2 separate regions of the Homo sapiens genome follow, and region 1 is linked to region 2. Evidence: chromatin loops called from intact Hi-C (ENCODE). Cell type or tissue: CD14-positive monocyte. All regions are shown on one strand. Each heading gives the region's core, and the rest is flanking DNA. Links, peaks and the distances in the headings are about the cores only. Region 1 overlaps FLT1 (fms related receptor tyrosine kinase 1). Region 2 has its middle 29 kb from the start of FLT1.

Region 1 (4,399 bases), core at 325-4,324, 130 kb before region 2:
GCATGCCTAACCTGGGCCATCAGTTCACTTTGGGGCTGAGAATTTCTTAGTATCATTTTGGCCCAGTCTCACGGGAGGATTTTAAAAAGTCTGCCGGCCCTGAACTGACCCGCTCTCAAAACCTTCCCATTGCTTATTACTAGTGGTGTATCTGCATTTGAGCAAAGAATTTGGGCCAACATCTTACAAAGTGCTTTGAAGATGAAAAGCATTATGTTATGCTATTATTATTATTATACTTTGCACACAAAGCTATAAAGAAACCTTTAAACGTTAAGGGGACAATAGTCCAAAATTAGATATCATATCAACTCTTTCCTAAATCTCACTTTGCTTGTTTTTCTGATTTTTCTGAGCTTTGGCTTTATTATAAAGTGTCACGTCTGAAGAAATGCCAAAGTATTCATTTGGAACCTGGGAGCAGGGCGTAACAGTGGCTTACGAAGCCGTCAGTGGCTGAGGAGAGAGGATACCAGTGGAGGTTTTCCTGCTTTTAAAATGAAAATCTAAGAATGTGCCAGAAGATGCAGGAGGGGCAGCTGACAGTCACTTTTAAGATAACAATAAGGTGTCAGAAATAGTTGCTCTAATTCAGCATCTTTTTATATTTGGGCCATTTTCCAAGCATGAGGAGTAAAACATCAGCCATCAACTTTTACACAGATAGTAGAGCAGAGGTATTGTGCACTGGTTGCAATCAACTCTTACAAGACCACAGACTTTCCATTTATGAGCTCTCATCCTGGTAGTTAGAACCCAAGTGAGCCCAAGTAACACCATTGAGATCGTGTAGAGAGTTTCTATTTACTTTAGTGATTTGAAACTTCCTGTGGAAATAGCTCACAGGTTTCCTGATGGAAGATTTTGTTTATCTTTGCCAAGCACCACCAGGAATCTCAAAATAAAATGCATTTAGTGACATTGGGAAACCAGGGAGATAAGGCAGTGCTGTTCCTGTTTCACCCTCAGTAATTGCTAACACACCCATAGTCATGCTGAGTGCCAGCAAAACAGCAAAAACACACACATAGGAAAAGCAAAGAACCAAATTCGTTTTGAGGCCTGTTTCTTATATAGGGGACATGGTCACTGAAGCTAATTTGTTATGTTATCAGACAGCCTTTTAGAAATGACTATTTCTCAGTCTCACCCCTTTGGTATTCTCTTTTGATCCATGGAAGATGATAAATAAAAATCCCAGAGGGATTTTTCTCCTTAATTCATGTTGACTTTTTTTTTTAGTCTGAGTACAAAAACAGACCCAAGAAAGAATTGCCTTCTAACCCTCAAAGTGAAAACAAGAAATCTTCCCACACTTAAGTATCTGTGGCGAATTCAGCACAGTCATCATCATTACCAAATAATACTCATCCATCTAACATATTATCACATCCATGGCATCTTATGAGGTGTCATGGAGAAGAATCAACCCTTGCTCAGAAGAGGCATTCAACCCAGGGTTAGACGAAAGTGTCATCTATTTATAAAGGTGCATACTTGGGGGTAGATATTTCAACTCAATTGGATCAGGCATGTGCATTAAGTTCATGAAAGGGACAAGCATAGGAATTTAAAAGGACGCCAGGGATGTCATTTGTTGGGTAAAAATAAAGAAGGCTCTACTGCCACCGAAGAGTGGAAATATTACTTAAAAAGAGAGTGAATGGTTACCAGGAAGTTCTGCTTGTTTCAAGTGGATGCTATGTACAAGTGTGTGCCAAAGTTTGGAGTCGAAGCGGTCAAGGATTCTAATGGCCACAGTTTACCATTTTCATCAATTTGGAAGGCAACTCAAAAAAATTTTTGTGTTTGTTTTTGTTGTTGTTGTTGTTTTGAGGCAGGCTCTCGCTCTGACACTCAGGCTGGAGCATGGTGGTGCCATCATGGCTCACTGCAGCCTCGACCTCCTGGGCTCAAGTGATCTTCCCACCTCAGCCTCCCAAGTAGGTGGGAATACAGGCACGTGCCAGCAGGCCTAGCTAGTTTTTGTATTTTTTGTAGAGACAGGATTTTGCCATGTTTCCCAGGCTGGTCTCAAACTCTTGTGCTCAAGCAATCTTCCCATCTCAGCCTCCCAAAGTGCTGGGATGACAGGCGTGAGCCATTGTGCTTGGCCCCAAGTAACTGTATTTTAAAGAAGGGGCAACAGGATTGAAATGAGGACCAGTAAAGATCCAAATCTAGATAAGAAGAGCGTTAAAATTTTAGACAGGCACTTTTAAAGCATTACCCTCACTGAGTCAAGTATAAACACTGAACAAATATATGTTCATTTTTTTCAAAAAATAAACATATGAGGTACAACATTCATGAGTCTTTACTCTCATCTCTAGTGACAAAGATTTGAGTGAGAGAAAGATAATAATTATTTAAAAACTAATAATGAACGTAAGCAAGTTAACCTAATATCACAATCAAAACCAGAACTTTTCAGGACTGGTAGAAAAGGATTAAGGGAAAGTATATTCCAGGCAATGAGGGCTTGGTTGACTGGACTTGTGTCAGTTTTAAAGTTAAAGCTCTTGGATTTCTAGAGGAAAAGAACTGTGAGCTTCAAGTAGGTATGTCTGAATCGAATTCTCATTTTGTATGGATAAGCCTTGGGATCTAGAAGAGGTTTCCACCCCGCCATGGTTATACATTGTACAATATGGTGAGAGGTAGGAGGGAATTTCTGCCTGAATTCAGCAGGAGATCACCTTTATCAACTTGGGCCCTTTCAGCAACAACACCATGGGTAGAAATATGATGCAGCGATGAGACTCTGGGCTAGCCAGAGGTTGGTGCTGTGACTAATGCTAGGCATCAGTTAGCTTTCATTGGGAACAGTGATTAATAAGGAAGTGAGCATGATGTTCCCCTTTTCTCTTAGCACATCCTCTTCCAGTACTGCCCTCAGACCCAGGCAAGAAGGATCCCTGTCGCAGCTCTGTTCTGGTCGCAGCTCTTCCCACAATGTGAAGAGTTTATGGGGCCAAGTGAGCATGCCTACCGACAGCCTGTGTCACTCCATTCCTATATCATGATCCAGGTCCCTGGGATCTCAGAATTCCCTATAAGGCTGATTTAAATCTGCTTCTAGGTTGGCTCTTCCCTAGGTCTGGCCTCCTGAGATCAGACTGCTTGTCAGTATTCACACCTTTGGGTCTGTCCAGGCAGTGGCCAAAGGAGACTATCTGTGAGGGGCATGGGGAGAGCTTAGATGTGTGGGCTGGGAGACACCACACATGGTGCATGGCCCCTTGCAGTGTGGACAGGGTAAGGGGCGGAGAGGGGAGGTGGGTGATTTAGTTTTTCTGCACGGCCAGGTGCTGCCACAATCTGCTCTGGAATCTGAGTAGTCTCAGAGCTCTAAATTGATCCTGACCTCTCAGGTCATCATGAAAGTATATTTGTCCATAGGGGGCTAAAAGGTATTTAATGGCTTGTTTGCTTGATGTAGAACTTGTCAGTAGTTAGACGTATGGTTTGTGGGCCTCCACTGGTACTCTTGTCTTGGCTCTGAAAATGTCAGGGCAAGTCTGTTTTCTTCTCTCCACCTATTCAAATCCCACCTTCTCTCTTCCTGTTCAGGTCCTGCTTCCTTCTCAGAGGCTTACAGCTGCACTGTCCAATATGGTAACTGTGAGCCACATGTGGCTTTTGAGCACTTGAAATGTGGCTACTGTGTCAGAGGAACTGAAGCATATTCAGTTTATTTGATTTTATTTAAATTGATTTAAGTGTAAAAACTGAAGCAGTGTAATATTTTTAAAAAATACTGATTACATATTGAAATCACAATAGTTTGGATATATTGGGTTAAATAAAATTAATTTTACTTTTAAAAAAACGTGGTTACTAGAAAGTTTTAAATGGTATTTGTGGCTTATATTATATCTCTATTGGACAGTGGTGGCTTTAGAAAGCAAGCTCACCTGTCACATTACCTCTGCACATAAATTTTGATACTAGGATATATGTAATTTGACATTTCTTGTTTGTTTCCTTGGTGTTAGAAACCTGTTCCTAGAAAGACAGGACTTCATTGATGTTCCTCCAAGTGCTCAGTAGAGTTGAACTGTACCATTTAACAGTGCTGATTAAACTGTTACAAAGTTATTGAATGTTCAGAACAAAACAGGAATTTTTCAGTCTTTTGTATTCTAAATCAGACATACTACGACTATGGGTTGAGACAGTAACTTGTTTCCAACCAAATATAAAGGACAGTGCAAACCTTTGTATTTAATTAGTCCAAATCCCATTTGCTCATCTGGAAAATACAAGAGCTATGATGCAGAATAGCCTCTAGAATCCCTGACAGCCCTGACGTTCTATGAGAATCTACTCAGGGATATCTCCCATGGCACAGCTTCTCTGGGGCTTGGCTAACTTGCCAGAGGCCCCTGTGATCTGA
Region 2 (4,399 bases), core at 277-4,276:
CTCTGCTGTTGCCATCTTGATATTCTTAATGCTTTTTTTTTTTTTAGAAAGGTTGGTGGGGTGGGCTCCACATGTTCATTTTGCACTGGGCCTTGCAAATCATGTAGCCGGAACTTCACAGATGGGTAACTAAAGTGGTCAACCGGCTAGCTCTATTGGTCCGTGAAGATGGCAGACACAATGGGGATTCCTCTGGAAAGAAGATAATACGGACATGGTTCAAACCCACAAGGCTGTGAAGAGTGTCTGATCATAGATTTTTTTCTCATCATGTCCTTACCATGAAACTTGAAGGTGGGAATTTTATGACCAAGGCTACTCTGGCAGGATAGAGGCTGGAAGGCTATTTCTCTCAAAGTATAGGCCACTGAGCAACTCAAACTATTCCCATTCTCAATATTTTAATCCCAAATTAAGCTACGAAAACTATGAAGCATTATCTTGAAGGGGAATATAAGTTATAAAAATTGATCACATGATTGTGGGAGGAGGGTACAGGCATGCCAAACCAATAGTATATATTCCTACAACACCAACACCCCTCACCCCAAAACCCTTCTCAGCCTGGTCCTCAATGATGGGAAATGAGGCAGAGGGAGCCTAGCTTAGTGCAATTCAGCCCACGGATAGCTCTGTCAATTAACTCATCAATGCTCTGTATTGACCAGAACATCAGAGCCTTGGTCTGGAAGGTTGTATAGGCATGTTTTCAAATGCAATTTGATGTTGAAGAATATTCTGGATAACAATGTGAACAACCGTTTATGTCCTTACCACCAAACCAGGAATTCTATAAGCACAACTTAGCAGACAATGAAAACTGAATCTCAGAGAAGTGAAGCAATTTGTACAGGATCGTGCACAAGTAAGTGGTAGAGCAGGAACTCAAGTGCAAGTTCTTTGTCCTCTGCCACACTGTTGGTGGGCCCACAGCCCGGGCATGCTTCCCGTCTCGTGAAGCCGACACCATAAATGGTAATTGGTGTGAGACCTTCGAGCTGGGCAGACTGAGAATTAGGCACATTTTGACATTTTTATCCTCATGTGTTCTAAGCATTCGCATCCAGAAAATTATTGCCAGGAAGACACAGATGCATTCTCCATCCCAAAGAGATGCTATTGAAAGGTGTTCATGGCATTAAGTTAGGAAATAAAAATGACTTCCTGATTAGGCTGATTATCCATTCAAGAAATATAGGAGTGCCTATTGTGAGTCATTTGTCCTCCAAGATCCTTAAAACCCAGTAGGCGGTTTTTTCTCTTGAATAGTTTAGATCGAAAGTTTATCAACTATATTTCTGTGAAATTCTTGTGCCTAGGAATTACACCAAGATTTTTAGCAGAAATTTACCAAAAATACTAAATTAATGGGACCTTTCCACTATTTTAAAATTATACGCATGTGTTGGGACAGAGGGTATATAAGAAATCTCTGTGCTTTCCAATCAATTTTGTTGTGAACCTAAAACTGCTCCTAAAAAATAAAGTCGGCTGGACGCAGTGCTCCTGTGATCCCAGCACTTTGGGAGGCCGAGGCGAGCAGACCATGAGGTCAAGAAATCGAGACCATCCTGGCCAACATGGTGAAACCCTGTCTCTACTAAAAATACAAAAATTATCTGGCCATGGTGGTGTGCCTGTAGCCCCAGCTACTCAGGAAGCTGAGGCAGAAGAATCGCTTGAACCTGGGAGGCAGAGGTTGCAGTGAGCCGAGATCACGCCACTACACTCCAGCCTAGCAACAGAGCAGGACTCGGTCTCAAAAAAAAAAAAAAAAAAAAAAAAAAAAAAAAAAAAAAAACCTAGTAAGACAATTTTTTAAACCTATTTTTTAAGTCAACCTACAGTTTCTCAATTCACTATTTTAAGAGTATTACAAACTTGACTCTCCACTATTTTTAGAATTCACAGAAATCTGAGGCACAATTTCTTCAGTATTTCCCAGGGTCTGTCAAAGAATTACAAGATATTACTACCATAAGTTAAAATGCTACAAAACGTCATTATGTGTTAAAAGAAAATTAGAGGGCATATGTGGGAAGTGACACAAATGAAAAGAGGAAGACATAAACCTAAAAGTGGTGAGTAATCTAGCAAGTTAAAAACTGTACCATAGTCTCACTATTTATAGAATGCACGTACCGTAACACTCAATTCTCATTCATAACCTTTTTCCACCAACTTTGTTGAATTTGATTGCATGAGCAACAGTTACTCACCTTCTCACTCATCTTGGGAATTTTCTTTATTTTTTTCTTTCTTTACATTTTTATTGACAAATAATAATTGTACACATTTATGATGTACGACATGAGTTTTTCAAATACGTACCCATTGTAAAATGGTTCAATTACGCTAATTAACATATGTATTCCCTCACATACTTACTATTTGTTTGTGGTGAGAACACTTAAAATCTACTGTCTCAGCAATTGTCAAGCATACCCTGCGTTGTTACTAACTATAGACACCATGTTGTACATTAGGGCTCTTGAACTTGGTCCTCTGTCAAACCTCTTGAGAATTATCCTTATGGAGATGTCTTCATTTCATAAAAACCTTTTCTAAATTTGCCTTTATGTTTTTGTCTATAAAATTAGAAGAATGTAAAAGAGTTTTTAGTTCCTGAGACAAAGCAGGCTTCAGATTCTCCACAAGAGCTCTGAGGAGTCTTTGATGCCAAGTGGAGACCAAAATAACCAGGTAAGCGAGATGGCAGAGGAAGTGGGGGTGACTGGGATTTAGATCTCATGGGATCCCAGAAAACCTGCACATGTGGCTTCCCAAAGGGGAGCCTGGATGACCTTGGCACCTAGAGCCATGAGGCAAGGAAGCTTAGGATCCCATCTCCATCACTGGCCAGTTGGGTTATCTCAGCAAGAGACACAACTTCATGAGCTTCAGTCTCCTCATTTGCAACACAGGGATAAAAACAGTGCATCTCTCACAGGGTGACAGGAAGGAAAAGGCATGCAGGTGCTCAATGCGATGAGCAAGTTGTAAACGGATGGTACTTATAGTCATTAGGATGCTCCCGTTACAATGTTGCATCTGTCAACTCACTGCTTGTATCTCTTCATGGTTTAAATTTTCAAAAGACTGAATCTTGCTGGTTCAGTCAAGTCTGTGAATTGGTTTGCCCTAGGTGGGATGAGGTGTGTGTGTTTGTGTGTGTGTGTGCACGCACACACTCAGAGGGGTATACCAGAATATCAGATATCTGAACATGAACTCTAGTATCAAATAGCAAATCGTTAAAAAACATGGCCAAAATATAAAATCTTCTGATTGGCAAGAAGACAACTGTGGTTTCCATGTTGCTGCCTGCATGTGCTGTTTCTCCCTCTTTGTTCAGGGCCATTGGGAGGCATAATGCACTGAATGTCTATGTCTCCCCCAAAATTCATATGTTCAAACCCTAATCTCAATGTGATGGTAGTAAGAGGAGGCACCTTTGGGGGATAATTAGGGCATGAGGGTGGAGCTCTCACGTATAGGACTGTGCATTTGTAAGAAGTGGCCAGAGAGCTCCCTTGCTGTCTTTTCTCCTGGTGAGGACATACCCAGGAGGCAGTCATCTGCAAGCCAGGAAGAGAGCCCTTAGCAGAACCTGACCATGCTGACCCCCTGATCTGAGACATCCACCTCTGCAACTGTGAGAAATAAATATTTGTTGTTTAATCCTTAGCCTATGGTGTTTAGTCTATGGTGTTTTTTTATAGAAGCCCAAGCGGACTAAGACAGGATGGAAACAAAGAGGGCAAGAGAGAGACAAGGAAGCCATATATATGTGTGTGTGTATATATATATAGCTCCCGCTACACTGGTGGAGGACAGCCTTTCTGTTATAATGTTCCAGAGCTTATACAGAGGAGAGTCTGGTGGAGAATGATGCAGGACTGAAAACCAAAGCCAAGAGGGGTTTGAGATGTGTGAGAAAGGTGTTTTCAACTCAAATATATACATGGAAACAGAGACTGAAAACAGCTACAGATTGGTGACAAGGTAACTGAATTGTATTTATTACTATATCTTTTCCAGATGTTTTATTTAATTAAATCATGTTTTAAGTAATTAAATCAGTATAAACTAATTTACAGACCCTAAACTAATTAGGACAGGGTAGAGCTATTCAGAAGTTTAAACAAAATATTATAAGACATTGCCAGTAGGAAGTCAACATATTGCTCTTTAATATTCAAGTTTAAGATGGGCATGGTGGCACAGGCCTTGTAATCCCAGCTATTTGGGTGGCTGAGGCAGGAGAATCACTTGAACCCGGGAGGCGGAGGTTGCAGTGAGCCGAGATCAGGCCAGTGTGCTCCAGCCTGGGAGACAGAGTGAGACTCCTGTTTCAAAAAAAGAAAAAAATACAAAATACAAAAATTAGCCGGGCGTG

Evidence for each region. Hi-C counts contacts between places; a loop is a spot of excess contacts. Peaks named below come from ENCODE experiments on the same cell type or tissue, not always from the same donor. Only the 100,000 strongest peaks of a DNase experiment are listed, where the experiment ranks them.
Region 1: it touches region 2 in a loop (2.0-fold over the local background); 3 of 110 quality-filtered maps call a loop at or near these places.

Annotation. Positions count from the first base shown.
Region 1 is chr13:28,391,771-28,396,169 of GRCh38, forward strand. The region is part of intron 12 of FLT1 (fms related receptor tyrosine kinase 1); the gene reads right to left. Among named protein-coding and RNA genes, the nearest start is that of FLT1, 100 kb to the right of the region's middle. In CD14-positive monocyte, for the core only: no CTCF peak of the experiment used is centred there; a DNase peak (open chromatin) is centred at 2,821; H3K27ac peaks cover 716 bases; H3K27me3 peaks cover 327 bases.
Region 2 is chr13:28,522,133-28,526,531 of GRCh38, forward strand. No RefSeq gene overlaps it. Among named protein-coding and RNA genes, the nearest start is that of FLT1, 29 kb to the left of the region's middle. In CD14-positive monocyte, for the core only: no CTCF peak of the experiment used is centred there; a DNase peak (open chromatin) is centred at 2,089; H3K4me3 peaks cover 359 bases.